Linked DNA regions of Homo sapiens: all the other regions are linked to region 3. The links are chromatin contacts, found by Hi-C or POLR2A ChIA-PET in ENCODE. All regions are on one chromosome and are shown on one strand. Each heading gives the region's core, a stretch centred on a gene start or an enhancer-like site at or near the end of the contact. The rest is flanking DNA. Distances are from core to core; before and after follow the strand shown.

The links. A loop is a pair of places that touch in the nucleus more often than their neighbours do. ChIA-PET counts read pairs that join two places held with the same protein, here RNA polymerase II (POLR2A). Pooled maps may share reads with other maps.
Region 1: POLR2A ChIA-PET joins it to region 3 with 10 read pairs in endothelial cell of umbilical vein. The contact joins the enhancer-like site here to the promoter of BICRAL in region 3. POLR2A ChIA-PET finds 5 or more read pairs at or near these places in 4 of 52 experiments (H1, WTC11, activated T-cell and 1 more).
Region 2: a pooled map shows a loop between it and region 3 (4-fold over the local background). The contact joins the promoter of ABCC10 here to the promoter of BICRAL in region 3. A Hi-C loop is called at or near these places in 1 of 168 maps with a recorded cell type or tissue (CD4-positive, alpha-beta T cell) and 8 of 50 pooled maps. POLR2A ChIA-PET finds 5 or more read pairs at or near these places in 1 of 52 experiments (WTC11).

The regions. Positions count from the first base shown.
Region 1 is chr6:42,196,837-42,199,536 of GRCh38, reverse strand. No RefSeq gene overlaps it. Among named protein-coding and RNA genes, the nearest start is that of GUCA1B, 3.2 kb to the right of the region's middle. RefSeq lists cis regulatory regions at 1-267, 1,138-2,090. Within about 2 kb of position 1,421, at least 4 of the 41 ENCODE cell types and tissues checked have a DNase peak (open chromatin) inside an H3K27ac peak, as active enhancers do.
Region 2 is chr6:43,426,148-43,428,847 of GRCh38, reverse strand. It overlaps ABCC10 (ATP binding cassette subfamily C member 10), which reads right to left and starts at 1,307. Exons shown (of 22, transcript NM_001198934.2): 1 at 1,091-1,307; 2 at 709-880. The coding sequence starts at 869. RefSeq lists an enhancer at 661-730.
Region 3 is chr6:42,780,656-42,783,355 of GRCh38, reverse strand. It overlaps BICRAL (BICRA like chromatin remodeling complex associated protein), which reads right to left and starts at 1,304. Exons shown (of 13, transcript NM_001393499.1): 1 at 1,255-1,304. RefSeq lists a silencer at 30-369 and an enhancer at 1-495.

The DNA of each region.
Region 1 (2,700 bases), core at 172-2,671, 580 kb after region 3:
GCAGTTATCTTCAACAAGGCAGCCAGAAAGTTTCCTCCGGGTTGAAGAGAAAGATAATAGACTCCTCCCTTTGATGGGAGGAATGCGTGAAGCCAGAATGATCGTCCTGCCATTTTCTGAAGATACATCTGCCACAAGGGGCTTTGTTGTAAGGGGAGCAAAATTTAGGACAATAGCTGGGCAGGGGATGTGGGCAGGTCAGTTTACCCAGTAGGCACAGTGCCTAGGGCCCAATATTTTAAATTTCTTTTAAAACCAAAATAAAGGCCAAGTGTGGTGGCTCATGCCTATAATCCCAGCAGTTGGGAGGCCAAGGCAAGAGGATCACTTGAACCCAGGAGTTCAAGACTGGGAAACATAGTGAGACCTTGTCTCTACTAAATATCAAAAAATTAACCAAGCATGGTGGCGCACAACTGTAGTCCTAGATACTCAGGAGGCTGAGGCGGGAGGATTGCTTGAGCCCAGGAGGTCGAGGCTGTAGCGAGCCCTGATAGCACCAGTGCACTCCAGCCTGGGCAACAGAGACCCTGTCTCAGGATAAATAAATTAGTTAATTAAAATAAAATCGGAGCCGGGAGCGGTGGCTCATGCCTGTAATCCCAGTACTTTAGGAGGCCAAAGTGGGTGGATCACTTGAGGTCAGGAGTTCAAGACCAGCCTGACCAACATGGTGAAACCCTGTCTCTACTAAAAATAGAAAATAAGCCAGGCATGGTGGCGTACGCCTGTAATCCCAGCTACTTGGGAGGCTGAGGCAGGAGAATCACTTGAACCCGGTGGGGCAGAGGTTGCAGTGAGCCGAGATCGTGCCATTGCACTCCAGCCTGGGTGACAGAGCGAGACTTCGTCTCAAAATAATAATAATAATAATAATAAAATAAAATCATAATTTAAAAGAAACACCGAGTCTAGATTATGTTCTTTTTTATACCAGTGATAATTATTAATATTTACTTATTTAATATTTTTTCAGTATTTGTATTATGACCCATGAAGGCAAAAACGTGTGGGGCCCGTGAATGTCATAATGTAGCCCTGAATGTGGGGTCAAGGAAGGATTTTTGTCTTGTTTTAATAAAGGCAATATTACAGCACACCTGAATGCTGACGGGAATGATCCATTAGAGAGGGATGAGTGGAGGCTGCAGAAGAGAAAGGGAGTAACTGCGGGAAGGAAGCTTTCGAGTAGGTAAAGAGAGATGTGATCTAGGAAACAAGTGGCGGTGTTGACGGGGACAAGGGGAAGGGCACGCTGCTTCCACTGAGACCGGAAGGGGGCAGAGGACATGGGCACAGATACAGAGAAGTTGGTAAACACTGGTGGGAAGATGAGTCACTGCCTCATCTGTCTCTGTGAAGTGTGCAACAGTGTGGGAGTGAGTGGAAGGTTTGAGGGCAGGAAGCGCTGTGGAATAGTCATCTCAGAGAGGGGGAGAGGGAATTCGGCAGGAAGAGTATGTAGTATGATTGTCTGGCATGATCTGAAGTGCGTACAGCCAGCATGATTTATGATGTCCTCCAATGATGTCCAGGCTCCCCACTGTAGGCAAAGTGTTACTGCATAGTTAGTGAACAGCCTTAACCAGGGCCAGGCCAAGTGAGGCGTTAGGAGGAGAGAGGGGCACAAAAGTCAAAATGGAGAGAATGCTGGGCCATGGAATGAAGATAAGGAGGAGAGTGAGGAGATGAGCAAGATGACAGATGTTAAAAACAGATCAGCAGGTTGGAAGTCGCAATGAGATTAGTGAATTATTGGAGTGAAGGTATTACAGTAACAGATGGAAGGGGTGGGGTGCTGATAACAGACGGCAGCGTTTGAATGTTTCAGAGGTAGTAGAGATTGGTGACAGCAAGGCCTAGGGTGGTGATCCTCAAACTTCAGTACGCATTGGAAGCACCTGGAGGGCTTGTTAAAACACAGACTCCTGGCCCCAGCCCACAGTTCCTGATTCAGCAGGTCTGAGGTGGGGCCTGAGACATTGCATTTCTAGCAAGCTCCCAGATGCTGCACTTGTGGCTCAGGGACCACAAGTGAATGGAAGTACTAGGTAAGGTGGAAGAAAAGCTCTTTGGAACTAAAGAGATCAAGGACCAGGCCAGGCCCGGTGGCTTACGCATGTGGGACCATGCCAGGTTGCCAGCAATTAGAGACTAAGAGGGCAGTGTGACCCCCACACATCTCACTGGGGCCGGGCGCAGTGGCTCATGCCTGTAATCCCAGCACTTTGGGAGGCCAAGGCGAGCAGATCATCTGAGGTCAGGAGTTCGAAACCAGCCTGGTCAACATGGTGAAACCCCATCTCTACTAAAAATAGAAAAATTGGCCGGGCATGGTGGCAGGCACCTGTAATTCCAGTTACTAGGGAGGCTGAGGCAGGAGAATCGCTTGAACCCGGGTGGCGGAGTTCACAGTGAGCCGAGATCGCACCACTGCATTCCAGCCTGGGTGAAAAGAGCAAAAACTCTGTTTCAAAAAAAAAAAAAAAAAAGAGAGAGAGATCAAGTACCTTTGAGGCCAGTGTATGGGATGGGCTGTTTATCCACTTGGAGGTCACAGTCACTGAAATGACTGACATGATGCTTTGAGACAAGCAGGGAAGTCACCAGTGAATGACAGTAATGAGGAGAAGTAAATAGTGGCAAGGAGTCAGATGTGGCTTCAAAGGGACTGGCCTTTTTTGGGGAGAAAAAAGTAAA
Region 2 (2,700 bases), core at 58-2,557, 650 kb before region 3:
GAGAAAGCAAGAAAGACCTCTTGGATAGAGACACTTCCCCCCATCAGACTAGGAACTCCCAAAGGCAGAGACCACACCGTCCTCCTATCTTCTCGGCAGCCAGAATGAGACTAACTTTAGTCATCTCTAGCCATACAAGAACTAAATACAAAATCAAGTTGAGTTTAGCATCCACACCTTATAGCCCTTAATTGGGGAAGGCTTAATGTTTGATTTTGCTCTTCTTGTCTATCTACTGCTTCCTCTTCAGCTGAGCCTAGGTATGCTTTTCTTAATCTGGAAACACTAAGGTTTCATGGGTTGCAGTGGTGAGAAACTGAGCCTACAACTTAAACACATCATCGCTTTTGGCTAAAAACGTTGTTCCCCCAATTCTGCCTCCAATTCATGACAGCTGAGTCCGGGTAGCTGAAAATGGACAATTCTGATGATTTCTGATACTCATCGGACCTTTAAAAACATGCCAGGCGCTGCACTATATGCTTAAATTCATTATCTCATTTAAACCTCCCAACAATGAGACTCAGAGAAGGCAGGTACTTGCCCAAGAACAGCCACATTGCTGCTAAGTAGCAATGCTTAGATTTTATTCTACTTCTGCCCTACTCCAGAGACCTCGCTATTCTGGTGACACTGCCGGAAGATGTAGGCCGCGGGTGAGATCTGCAGGCACACATGGACAGATGCCTTGCGCCCGTCTCTACCCACCTCGGGGTGCCCAAGTAACAGGCACTGAGCACGGCGAGGAGCGCGTGGGGCAGGGCGCTGAGCACCAGCTGGGTGAAGCAGTGGCCTGTGGTGTCCCCCTCCCACAGCGGGAGCGGCCACGCTGCGCTGCTGCCGCACAGCTGGGCCAGAAGTCGTTCCATGGACGCCTCACCTGAAGGGAAAGTTGAGGGTGACGGCTGTGCAGGGTAACAGCCGGCTTTGCCTGCACTTCCCAGCCGGGTCTCCCTGTCTCCAGCCCCGCCCTGGAACCGGGACCGCCCGTCGCTTCCGCCCCGAAGCCAGACCCCGCCCATTCTCGCGGTACCAAGGGTAAAAACGGGAGGAGGTTTCCCCAGTGGATTTCTGGACGCTGGTCACCCACCTTGCCATCTGTTTTTCCCCTCCCGTTTCTCCGCCCCCAGGCATCCGGAACCTCAAACCTGAAGAAGCTGCTGTGCACCGGATTCCGATATCCTGAGAACTGGTGTATGCAAAAAAAAAAAAAGTACTGCCCGGCCGGGGTGCTGGGCCCGCCCCGGCTGGCACCCCACCTAGAGGTTGGAAGACCTAGCCGGCGCTATTCGCCACGCCCATATGCTGGTAGCTGCACGCATGTGCACTGCTCTCTGCTTCGGCTGGCCTTTGCACGCAGGCGCGCTGGTGCAGACGCACAGTTGCGTTTTGGTACGCTTTTGTGGCCTGACTTGCGTTAAGGATCCATCCCTCCCTTAGTGCAACGTCATTTATAACCTCTCACGTGGAGTATTCGCTCACAACTGTGTAAGCTTACTAGTTGGCACAAGCATTGCAATCTCCATTTCTTGAAGAGGTGGGGAGCCGGGCACGGTTGCGCGCCTCGGTAGTCCCTGCGCGCCCGTAGTCTCTGCGCGCCGGTAGATCCCAGGAGGATGGCCTGAGCCCAGGAGTTCGAGAACAGTCCAAGCAGCATAGCGAGACCCCAGTCTCAGATAGATAGATGGATGGATGGAAATTCAAACATACCTGCCCCACGGACAAATAATGCCATTTTGGGACACACTGTTTTCCCTTATTATTCTAGGGCTGCATGACCTTGGACAAGTTACCTAACTTTTTTGAGCCTCAACTTTTTTTTGGGGGGGGGACGGAGTCTCGCTCTGTCACCAGGCTGGAGTGCAGTGGCACAATCTCGGTTCACTGCAACCTCCGCCTCCCGGGTTAAAGCGATTCTCCTGCCTCAGCCTCCCGAGTAGCTGGGACTACAGGCGCGCGCAACCACGCCCAGCCAATTTTTTTGTTCGTATTTTTAGTAGAGACGGGGTTTCACCATGTTGGCAAGGATGGTCTCGATCTCCTGACCTCGTGATCCGTCCGCCTTGGCCTTCCGAAGAGCCGGGATTACAGGCGTGAGCCACCACCCCGGCCGAGCCTCAACTTCTTTATTTGTACAACAGGGACAATACCAATACTAAAGTACTGTTGAGAGAGTTGAATAATTAATTTAGAGTGCTTAGGGCAAGTGCTTTGCCTAGGGTAGTCCTCCAATAAATCTTTTAAGGAAGCAGTGGGAAGAACATAACCTTTATAATTATACGGACCTGGGTTTGAATGCTTTTAGCAGAGGGATGTTGGGCAGGTTACTTCTGCATCTTTATTTTATTATGTTTGTCAGGCATGGTGTTGGTATCCGCCTTTACATAGGTGTGTACAGTGCTTGAAGAAGAAAAGCTAAACAAATGACAATTATGGTTATCCCACTTAATCTCAGTAAGAAGCCCCATATCCCTCAACGTCAAGAATTAATTTTCCTATTTTTAAAAACTAAGAGATGTAGGTTTGCATTTCACAATCTTTAGTAATTAATTAACAGAGTCTTGCTACCTGGCCCAGGCTGGTCTTGAACTCCTGGCCTCAGGTGATGCGCTTGCCTTGGCCTCCCAAAGTGCTGGGATTATAGGTGTGAGCCACTGCACCTGGCCAGGCTCCACTTCTAATTCTAATTCACTTGCTGTT
Region 3 (2,700 bases), core at 55-2,554:
GCGCCGTCCCAGCCGCACATCTCTTCTGGCCGGCGCGGCGAACAGCGCGGGCCTCGCAGGAGACGCCCGGCTGGGCCGCCGGTCCTCCGCGCGGCTGGGGGCTCGGCCGGACGCGGCCGCGGATCCTCGGCGGTGCTTCGAAAAGGCAGCGAGGCGGCTGGGAAGGGGCAGTCCCGCGGCAGGTGCGCGCCGCCGCCGCGGGCTCGGAGCGGGAGCGGGAACGGGGCCGGGGCGACTCGCCTGCCCCGAGCTCTCCCCGCCGCACCCCGGACCTGCTCTCCTCGCCGCGGCCGCCCGCAGATGCGGCGGGAATGGGGAAGCCAGGATGAAAAATAAACCCCGTCTCCGCCGCCTCCCTCCCCACCCTCTCCCCTCCCCCTCCCCAGACGCGGGGTCCATTTTGCCGAGAAGAAAGAAAATGTGATTCACACCCTAGAGCTTCCGAGAGAGAAAAGAAACGAGGGGGGGAAAACAGAGGGGAGGAGATTGGAAAAGCTTATTTTTCTTCCTCGCCCGCCGTCACTCCAGGCCCTCCCTGCCCCCTGCTCGCGGCCCCGCCGCGCCGTCTTCCCCTCGCCGAGCCCTGCTCCCTCCTTCCCGGCTCCCGGCGGCTCCGGGGGGCGGAAAACACACTCACACTCGCGCACACAACTAATTTTAAACCGGCTCAATCAATGAGTCATTAAAAGGCTTCCCTCCCCTCCCCTCCCCACCACCAACCGCCACGCCACCCCCTTCCCGGGCTCTCCCTCTCCCCGCTCCAGAAATTTGCATCCGCGGAAAAGAAAAAAAAGGAAAAAGAAAGGCGCCGGGCCCCCACCCCGCCGAGGCGCCCCCGGCCCGGCCTCGCCGCCCCCTGCCCGCCTGCGCCCCCGCCCGAGACACTGAACTTGGTCTTCCCGGGGCCCCGGCAGCGCTGGGAAAGGCATAAACACTCGATTCCCCTTTTCTCCGTGTCCATTAAACATCCACCCACCACCACCATCACCCACCCACAAACCCACCCCCCCCCAAAAAAAAAAAAAAAACACAGCCTTAGCCAATAGCTCTCTGGGCTGAAACCTAATATCCTGGTTTTGGCAACTCGGTGTTTAATTTGCTCCTTTCTTTTCAGTCTGGAGACAGATCTCCAGCCCCCCCTCCCTCGCTTTTCCCCTCCCCGAAGGAAAGAGGCAGAGGAAGGAGGTTGTGTGTTTTTTTTTTCTCCTTGAAATTTTTATCACAAAATTATAATACACTCAAAGGGAAACTCACCGTCATGAAAAAGCAGTGCCTTGTCAACGGGGTTTCTGCGCCATCGCAACAGGGGCGGCGGCGGCGGCGGCGGCGGGCGCGGGGCCGGGGGCCGGAGCGCGGGAGCTCCCGGCCGAGCGGCGCCGGCCACACGCGCTCCGCTCTCTCTCTCGCTCACCCCCGCGCCGGGCCGGGGCGCCGCTCCCCGCGCCCGCCCGGCCTTCATGCTCTGCGCCCGGGCAAACCGCTCGCCTGCTCGTCTACCTCCAAACTTCGGTTCTCGCCTGGCAAAAAATGTGGAGATTAGGATTTTTTTAATTTAAAAAATTTTTTTTTTTTTTTTTGGAAAATCAAGCTGCAAGGATGTTCATTCGTTTCCTTTGGGATTCTTTTCAACTTCAGAAATGTATTGGTTTATTCAAGAAACAGTTTTATTTGGCTTTAAAACAATTACTAAGATCCACGAGGTGCGTGCTAATTCTCTTGCAGGCTCTCTCTCCACACACACACACACACACACACACACCCACCCACCCACCCAGTTTAACTTGACACGGGAAGGGGGGAGATTAAAGACAAAAAAAAAAAACCCTACAAGATTTGTTTAGAACTCTAATTAGAGCAAGCCTCAGTGAATACGTTTTGCATATGCTTTTTAAAAACCAAAACGACTTTTAACTTAGTTATTAGGCAAATAACTGGTTCATCCTAACTTTCAAATGTACTAAGCTTTCCTTTGCAACACTCTTTGTCCATTCCAAAATTCTTGAAACCTTACCTGTGAAGCCCGTATGTGAACATTAAAAAGGAAAACAAAACTTCAGTGACTAAAAGGAAGGTGAGGCAGAGTAAATCACTCTCAAAACATTCATTTTCTACTGCCTTCTCTTTATGTAGATATCTTTTATCTCTATATTTGCGGAATTTTCATTACATAACCCCCTCATTCTTAAAAGAGAGCTAGTCAATCTTTTAACATTCTTTGGTCCAAGTATAACTACCACCTATTTTTAATCTCAAATCTCAAATTGTTGAAACTTCTCTGTAAACTATCTAGTATCCAAAGTATTTAGATTATGTGGCCCAGGCCGGGCGCGGTGGCTCACGCCTGTAATTCCAACACTTTGGGAGGCCGAGGCGAGTGGATCACCTGAGGTCAGCAGTTCGAGACCAGTCTGGACAACATGGTGAAACCCTGTCTCTACTAAAAATACAAAAATTAGCTGGGCGTGGTGGTGGGCTCCTGTAATCCCAGCTACTCGGGAGGCTGAGGCAGGAGAATCGCTTGAACCCGGGAGACAAAGGTTGCAGTGAGCGGAGATCGCGCATTGCACTCTAGCCTGGGCGACACAGCAAGACTCAAACAAAAACAAAACAAAACAACAACAACAACAACATTACGTGGCCTGGAGTGGGAGCAGGTGCCTTTGTAGTCTAGGTTAACTACAAATGCCCACAAAATATACT